Regions from separate parts of the Homo sapiens genome. Here region 2 is linked to region 1. Evidence: chromatin contacts called from ENCODE Hi-C data. All regions are on one chromosome and are shown on one strand. The core of a region is the stretch at or near the end of the contact, and the rest is flanking DNA. Distances in the headings are between cores, read along the strand shown. Region 1 holds the start of LRGUK (leucine rich repeats and guanylate kinase domain containing). Region 2 holds the start of NUP205 (nucleoporin 205).

Region 1 (2,569 bases), core at 70-2,569:
AAAACGATCGAGATTTGCATTTTTACACTTTCTGCCTGATTCTTCCCTATGTCACTTAGCCGAAGCCAGGCCCTACGAGGGTAAGGGTGGGGAAAATTCCCTTGGAGGAATCTCTACTTATTGGAAAAAGAAATAAGCAAAAAGCAAGATGAGCCTGGCAGAAAGAGATATTTTGCTTGTGGCCTTTACATTTATGACTAGCAAGATAATGAAGGAAGGTAATTCTGAAAGCTTTATGTCAGTTTTAACGGTCCCTCAAGCACTGAGAAAGATAATCGTCAATGGATGGTGTCCATAAGGATTTTTTCTCCTTCTCCCCTGACAGCCATTGACAGGATCATTTTGTATTTGCAACTGCTGTCATTGAAGCGTGCAGAAAAGGCCCTGTAAGGCCAGAAGGATGAGGGCTACTTCCCTGCAAGGATCTCTATTGTCATCACTATGGCAATAATAGTTACTATAATTTTCATTCTGCTTTTCTATAGAGTGTCGACGTTGTGGAGCTTAAGGCTATGGGATTTGGGTCACATAAAATCACACTAGCATAAAATCGTGCTTTGTTATCTTGAAAGAGTATTTTTTTTAACTGCAAAGAGAGCCTGTGCAACAAGATTAAAATAATTGCCAATGCAGGTCACTTGACTAATATAATTATTTATGGGATGCTAATAGCTTTTCAGACGCTTTCAGATACAGTGTCAATTTGACAGCAGTTTTTTCTCTCTCTGTTTGGATTGTAAGACCACTGCCAGTTTTTCTCCCCAAGGACAAGGCTTATCATTGGGGGGTGGGGGTGGGGAATGTAAATTAATTGGAAATCAGCTCTCAGGCGTCGTCTGGTAGTTTCTCTTTATTATCTGCAATTAAATCATAAGGACAGGAACCATGCCTTCTATTTCACTTATATGCACCCTCATCTCCTAGCGTCGCGCTTTGCATAAATTTCAGTGGTACTAGCTTTCCTACAGACTGCTTTAGAGACATTAGACACTTCTAAAGTACGACTCTGCGGAAAGAGCCCTTTGGGAATGAAGCGGCAACGGTGGCGCACCTGCGATCCTATCGTGGGATGACAAAGCTCTAAGAGGGGTCTCAGGGTAGGGAGGAAACAGCTGGAGACAAAGAAAGGGGGTGTAGCGAAAAGAGGTGAAAACAGGAAAGATAAGCGAACAGAACAGACCAAAGAGAGAAAAATAACAGAAGAGACTGAGAAAAAGAAAAGTCAAGTGGAGCGCCCACTGCCCCGCCTGCAGAAGGCGAGTACGCGCGGAGGAGACTACAGGCCCCAGAATCCTCCGCGGTTCCCCTTGCCTGGGGTCAGTCTCCTAGGCAACCCCGCTAAACAAGATGGCGACCTCCGAGAGGGCTCTCCTGAGGACCAGAGCTGCCTCTCTCCTGAGAGGCTTGGGCAGATCCCGAACTGGAGCCCGATCGTTACAGTTTCGCGCAGAAAAAGAGCGTCAGCCTTGCTGGTCTTTTCCCATGGGGCAGAAGACGAAAGGCAGCTCTAACATAGCCTCCTCCTACCTGCTCCAGCAGCTCATGCACCGCTATCAGGAGCTGGACTCGGACGGAGATGAGGACCAGGGCGAGGGCGAGGCGGGATCCGAGGAGTCCTCAGAGTCCGAAATGCTGAATTTGGAGGTGTGTCTTCCCCCCCACCCCGTACTCCCTGGCTCCCTCGTCCAGCCCTGTTACTTCAGCGGCAGCTCCCCGATGCACCCCCACCAGCCCGAAGCTTCCCACACCTTCTCAGGCTCTCTCGCCTCCAGGAACGCCTCTTCCCCCTCTTTTCTTCCCCTGTCTTTTACCCCGTTTTCTCACCCCCTGCCTGAAATAGCTCTAAATAGTTCCTTTCTTTTTTCATTAACACATTTGATTTCTTATGAGTCGAGTTAACACAGCGTCACTTTGTAAGAGTGTCTAGATAATTGTCTGGGAATTATGGCTTTAGCTTTTTCAAAATTATACTTTGACAGTATTGTGAATAGGCAGAGTTCATCTCTGACATTGCCAGCACCTGTTGCCCATGGCTATGACATACTTCCACACTCTTCCTCAGTTCTAGTCCCGTCAGCCTCCCTCCAGGAAAAAAAAAAAAAAAAAAATCCGCTTTTGAAAGTGCTTCTTCAAAGACTAAGTGACTTAAAAGTTGAATACATTACTTCTGTCGGGGGCATATGCCTTATACAAGCAACATGCACACACACCAGAAAAGAGCCTTATAATGTTCGAACAGCCAGCTCATTGTGGGAATATTTTAGGATGTGGGGAATGTTCCCATCATCCCACCCATATTGACTGGGATGGCGGCTTCGCGTTTCACATGACTGCCATTCCCTCCTTTCTACAATATCTCTTCTGACCACCACACAATTCCTCTTCTTTCTTATGCTTATTATGGTCCTTTTCCTTTCTTAGTCCATTGTTGTCTTCTTGTCCTTTTCCACTTCTCATCACATCACTTCTTTTCTCTTGGCTTCTAATAAATTGCTTTCTTTCAAAAGCGTAATTTAATTTGCTTCCTTTCTATTTTGTTTATGTTTTTGAGATGGAGTCTGGCTTTGTC
Region 2 (6,401 bases), core at 685-3,184, 1.4 Mb after region 1:
CCATAGTGCTAGGATTACCGGCGTGCGCCACTGCACCCGGCCTATAACTATCATAATTCAGAAAAGTGCCCATGGAATTTGATGACTGATAACTGGTAAACATACCAAGCGCAGTTTTAGAGGGGCTTATGATGGCAATATCCCAATTGCTACGAATTGAAGAAGCCTGTGAGAGAATGCTTGTAAAGTGTAATGACAGGTGAAGAGGAGTTGCTGGAATTTAAAGAGTTACTTTATAGAAAGCAAAGTTATCTACTGAGAGGGAAGCGTGTGGGCTTAAAAAGTGCATGTGGAGAGGGAAAGGCTTGTAATAGCTGTGCTGAGAGAGAAATCTTTGAATGCCGCTTCCTGTCAAGTTCCTGCTCAGTATTCTTCTCAGTTTCATGATAAACTTCTTGAAAAATTCCTTTGCGTTTACTTTCTCTCTTCCCCACTTCACTCCTTAAAACCACTTTAATCGTAGTTTGGCATTTGTCTCTATATATCAATGACTTTTAGAAAAAATCACCAGTGATTTTTGTGTTTCAAACCTAATGTACATTGTGTCACTTGATATTATTTGTTCAAAAGAATAAATGTTCTGTTCTGGATATTCTTTTTTTTTTTAAATGGAGTCTCACTCACTCTGTTGCCTAGGCTGGAGTGCAGTGGTATGATCTCAGCTCACTGCAACCTCCACCTCCCGGGTTCAAGGGATTCTCCTGCCTCAGCCTTCCGAACAGCTGGGGTTACAGGTGCGTGCCGCCATGCCTGGCTAATTTTTGTATTTTTAGTAGAGACGGGGTTTCACCTTCCTGGCCAGGCTGGTCTCAAACACTTGACCTTAAGTGATCGCCTGCCTTGGCCTCCCAAAGTGCTGGGATTACAGGCATAAGCCACTGCGCCCTGCCAGTTCTGGATATTCTTAACATACTCTATGCTTTTGTCTAAATTATTTGATTCTGATTTCCAACAGTGAAATGGGAATGATGGAGAGTTAATACAATGAGATTGTAAGGCACATGGAGCGTCTCTGACATAAATAGTTATAATCATATCATTTTCCCAATAGAATGGTTTGCAGGGATTAAATGAGATAATGGCTATAAAATTTTTCTTAATACATAGCTGTAAATAGCAATGATTATTTACATTTTAGTTTGAAAATCAGCAAACTAAAATTTAACAGCTGAAGAAAGAGTTCAGCTACTTTGGGTGCTCAGGTAGAAAAATACTTGGTGATTATGAAACGATATGTCTGGAATCTGTTTCAAACTAATCGGGGGCGGGGGGTGGGGAGGGGAGGGTGTTGGGGTGGTAAGGGTGGGTTGGGGCTGCCGTGGTGGGAAATTGGCCACGTTATTGATGCTGAGTGTTTGCTATTCTAATTTTGTATCCGTTTGAAAATTTTATAATTAAAAATTATGATTTGTTTCGCTCTACGCAACTATGTTGACAGAATATATTTGGTAAACTGAAATGTCACGGAAACTTAGTTTGTAACCGGTCAGTGGCTTTTTGAGGTGTAGACACTTCATACCTTACTTCACTCCCCACTGTAAGGAAGATTTAACTTGAAGCGGAGATAATGATTTGAATTTACGGCTTTTATAATGTCATAAATGGGCGTCATTTTAATAACTACTCTCAGAATATCTTTTTCTATTCCACTTTACTTTTTCCTCTCCACTTAACCAACTCATCATTAGAAACTACAAGTCCCAGGATGCACTACACGATGAACGTCGGATCGAGGACCTCGTGTCTCTGAAGTGGTTGCCCTCGCCTTATTTGAATGGGAATAATCCCAATGAAAATTGATGTTTGTGACCCAGAGCAGATTCTGGAGCCTTTTGTACGCCTGGGACGGCCCAGCGTGGAGGGGACAGTGTGGTGCCTTTTTGTTCAGGCTTCGCTCAGGTCAGCCTCACCCTTTCCCGGGGCCTCCATGCGGCAGAAGGGCTCTGTTAGTGCGCCTCTAAGATGGCGACGCCTTTGGCGGTAAATTCGGGTAAGTGTGGCCAGACAGAAAGACGATTGAGCTGAGCGATAACCAGGTCTTCATGGAGAGACGAGACCGTGAGGTTTCTCGGAGTCTAGGACCCCACTTATGTGCGGTGCCTGCTTTTCCCTAATTCTGGGCCTAGAGTCCCACCCCTCCCCAGTTTGAATGGCGCGCGTCGGTGCTGCGGCTCCAGCCCTCGAGTTGGGGTTTGAGATTCCAGGCAGTGAGGCTTGGGCCGCTGGACCCAGGTGTGTAATCTCTCACAGCCCAGGGCTGAGTCTGGTCCCCCTCACCCCCAAGTTTCACTGTGCGTCTGTGGTCCCGATTTCGCTGGAATACGCATCAGGTCTTCCACAGTGAAGCCAGAGGACCCGAGATATTTTCCAGCCATGAGCAGAGGCTGAAAGTAGGCGTCGGAGTTCCTTATAGGGTGGGAGATCTTGCAGGCAGCGAATACTCCCTATTATGAAGTCGGCCATCTGAAAGGTGGTCAGGAAGAGGGTGGCGGGGCTTCAGCAGACGTCTTCTAACCCTGCGGATGTGGTTAGGCCCTGGATGTTCTTGTACCTTTGGAGCTGTAGATTTTCGGGGTGGAATTGAATCTAGAAGGTAGTAAAGGAACTCTGGAAGATTTGGGGTGGATCCTCTTTCGGTGATTCTCAATTCGGGCCGTACCGCCCTCCAGTGGTGTTTGAATGAGTGAGTGCATTTTGATTGTCATATTTCCTGGGGTACACTGCTGTCGCATAGTAGGCGGGGCAAGGATGCAGAAAGTCCTTCATGGTCAGAGCAGTCCGGAAAAATAATTTGGTGCCTAGAATGTTAATGCCTCGATTGAGATGCTCTGAAGTTCGCGGGCAAGATTAAGAGTATATCTGTGTGGTAAATGCTTGTGAGAATCTCACTTAAAAGGACTCTTTTTTAAAGTATTGGTTCTATTTTCCACAGGACTGATATTCTTGAAAAGTTGTCTAAATCTGTTTTGTAAATCAAATCATTTCAGAAAAGCTATGATAAATTATAATGAAGGCTATGTTTACTGAACACATACTATATCCCAGCATTGCACTTATTATCGTGCTTATCTCATTCAGTTCCCGTTTATACACCTTTGGAGTAGTTACTGTTACATACTCCGTTTTACAGATTTGGAAATAGAGGCTTCAAATAGTTACGTAATGTCCCCAGAGTTAAACATCTAATGATCTAAGTCAGTCTTAGGTGCTTAAACTACTTAGTGCTACTGCTTAAGCACAACCTAATTCATTTTATGATATTAGACGTATATATTAGAAGGTTAGTAATGAAGTTACATGCTTAATATTGCGGTCCTTCCTTCCCAATTAGATATGCTTAACGTGTGGTTGTATATAATACATTTCTCTATTTTATTTTATTTTTTAATTTTTCTTTTTGAGATGGAGTCTTGCTCTGTCTCCCAGGCGGGAGTGCAGTGATGCGATCCGCGATCCTGGCTCGCTGCAACCTCTGCCTCCCAGGTTGAAGCAATTCTCCTGCCTCAGCCTCCTGAGTAGCTGGGATTACAGGCATGTGCCACCACGCTGGGCTAATTTTTGTATTTTTAGTAGAGGTGGGGTTTCTCCATGTTGGCTAGGCTGATCTCGAACTGCTGTCCTCAAGCGATCTTTCTGCCTCGGCCTCCCAAAGTGGTAGGTTTACAGGTGTGAGCCAGTACGCAAGGTATACACATTTATTTTCCTTTTTTTTTTTTTTCTTTTTTTGAGATGGAGTCTCATCCTGTCCACCCAGGCTGGAGTGCAGTGGCGTGATCTCGGCTCACTGCAGCCTCCACCTCCTGGGTTGGAGCAACTCTCCTGCCTCAGCCTCTGAAGTAACTGGGATTACAGGCGCCCGCCACCATGCTTGGCTAGCCTGGCTAATTTTTTTTTGAGATGGAGTCTCACTCTGTTGCCCGGGCTGGAGTGCAGTGGCACGATCTTGGCTCACTGCAACGTCCGCCTCCTGGGTTCAAGCGATTCCCCTGCCTCAGCCTCCCGAGGGGCTGGGATTACAGGCGCCCGCCACTACACCCAGCTAATTTTTTGTATTTGTAGTAGAGAAGGGGTTTCACCATATTGGCCAGGCTGGTCTCGAGCTCCTGACCCCGTGATTCACTCCCTTCAGCCTCCCAAAGTGCTGGGATTACAGGTGTGAGCCACTGCGCCTGGCCAATTTTTTTTGTATTTTTAGTAGAGACGGGGTTTCACCATGTTGGCCAGACTGGTCTCAAACTCCTGACCTCAGGTGATCCGCCTACCTCGGCATCCCAAAGTGCTGGGATTACAGGCGTGAGCCACTGTGCCTGGCCTATATACATTCCTTTAGTACATACTCGCCCTAAGCTATTATAATTATTAAACAAATCATTGGAGGGAAAAGGAGTTGCCAACAGCAGCAAAGAGTGTACATTGTATAATAAAGCCTTGTGTCAGGAGTGTTTAATTGGCAACATAGGAAACATTTTTAAAAGCCAAGAGTCAGGAGCTGGTTTTTTAAAAAACTAAACGTCTTAGGGAAGGAACTCTTTTTCCATCAAGGAATGAATGTTGGGTTGAGTGGGTAAAGGAAATGTGTCATATACATGCAATATGCATAATACATATACATGCATATACATAACATAACGTATACATGCATATATATAGTATCCTTATGCAGCCTTAAAAAGGAAGGAAATCCTGTCACATAAAACAACGTGGATGAAACTTGAGGACATACTAAGTGAAATAAGCCAGTCACAAGACACAAATACTACATGATTCCACTTATATGAGGTATCTGAAGTAGTCATACTCATAGAAACAGAAAGTAGAATGGTGGTTGCCAGGGGCTGGGAAAGGGGAAAGTGGGGAGTTGTTTAGGGGGCATAGAGTTTCTGTTTTGCAAGATGAAAAAAGCTGTGAAGATCTGTTGCACAATGTGAATACACTGAACACTGCTGAACTGTACACTTAAAATTTGTTGAGATTGCATTCTATGTTATGTGCTTCCTTTAAATTACAGTTTTAAAAAATCAAACATCTTGGAGTTGTAAGGAAAAAATACAGAGATTGTAGAGTTCTAAGACCTATGGTTGGCCAGGTGTGGTGGCTTATGCCTGTAATCCCAGCACTTTGGGAGGCTGAAGTGGGCAGATCACCTGAAGTCAGGAGTTCGAGACCAGCCTGGCCAACATGGTGAAACCCTGTCTCTACAAAAATACAAAAATTAGCCTGGCATGATGGCAGGTGTCTGTAATCCCAGCTACTCGGGAGGCTGAGGCAGGAGAATTGCTTGAACCCAGGAGGAGGAGGTTGCAGTGAGCCGAGATCATACCACTGCACTCCAGCCTAGGCAACAGAGCGAGACTCTGTCTTAAAAACAAACAAACAAAAAACAAACAAAAAAACCTATGCTTGTATTTCAGCTGTATAACTTAACTAGTCTTGTGACCTGTATCAACCTGGCTGAGTACACTCACAGACTTGTGAATAAGCAACTATTAACACTGCTTGGCAGTCCTTCTGTGATAGTCTGGTCACCTCGTCCATTCACAGCAGTGACTACTTCAGACCTTTCTACACTCTTCAAATCTTTAACCTGCAACTAACTAAACCCTCAGACTTCTAGTCACAGAGAAAATAGGAGCCAACATACATGAACTCCCTTTATTCACTCTCAAACCTACAAACCTAGGTGTGTCTGCATTCTTTTGAATCACTTTTCCTCTGTCTTCCTATCTAATGTAAATCCCACCCATTGTGTTCTTCACCTGTTACCCCTTTTTTTGTCTTGTATATTCACTTCTCTCTCTTGCTCTTCCCTTTCTCTCCACTGATGATCTCATGCGTCACTCCACTTACTGTCCTCTTCCTAGTCAAGCCTTTCAAAAGATTTGTTAGTATTCATGGACTCCATCTCCTTCCTTCCTTTGTTCCTTCCTTCCTTCCCTCCTTCCTTCCTTCCTTCCTTCCCTCCCTCCCTCACTCTGCCCAGGCTGGAGTGCAGTGGTGCAGTCTCGGCTCACTGCAGTCTCCACCTCCCAAGTTTAAATGATTCTCCTGCCTCAGCCTAGTAGCTGGGATTACAGGCCTGAACTGCTATGCCCAGCCTACTGACTCCCTTTTCATACCTCCTATTCCTTCACCCATTCTGGTCTCTTCCATCCTTGTAAACAGCTCTCAATAGGGTTAACTTCTGTTTCTTGTAGTTCAGAAAGTTCCTTTTTAAAAAATTATTTTTTATTTTGAGACAGGGGCTCATTCTGTCGCCCAGACTGGAGTGCGGTGGTGTGATCTCAGCTCACTACAACCTCTGCCTCCCAGGTTCAAGAGATTCTCCTGCCTTAGCCTCCCTAAGTAGCTGGGATTACAGGCGCCCACCACCACACCTGGCTAATTTTTGTAATTTTAGTAGA

Evidence for each region. Hi-C counts contacts between places; a loop is a spot of excess contacts on that map. Pooled maps may share reads with other maps.
Region 2: a map of B cell shows a loop between it and region 1 (23-fold over the local background). The contact joins the promoter of NUP205 here to the promoter of LRGUK in region 1. A Hi-C loop is called at or near these places in 4 of 168 maps with a recorded cell type or tissue (B cell, CD8-positive, alpha-beta T cell and naive thymus-derived CD4-positive, alpha-beta T cell) and 10 of 50 pooled maps.

Annotation. Positions count from the first base shown.
Region 1 is chr7:134,126,021-134,128,589 of GRCh38, forward strand. LRGUK (leucine rich repeats and guanylate kinase domain containing) reads left to right here and starts at 1,320. Exons shown (of 20, transcript NM_144648.3): 1 at 1,320-1,644. The coding sequence starts at 1,348. RefSeq lists enhancers at 1,173-1,222, 1,333-1,602.
Region 2 is chr7:135,555,983-135,562,383 of GRCh38, forward strand. NUP205 (nucleoporin 205) reads left to right here and starts at 1,935. Exons shown (of 43, transcript NM_015135.3): 1 at 1,935-1,990. The coding sequence starts at 1,963. RefSeq lists enhancers at 1,776-1,905, 2,286-2,335, 2,396-2,455, 2,526-2,645.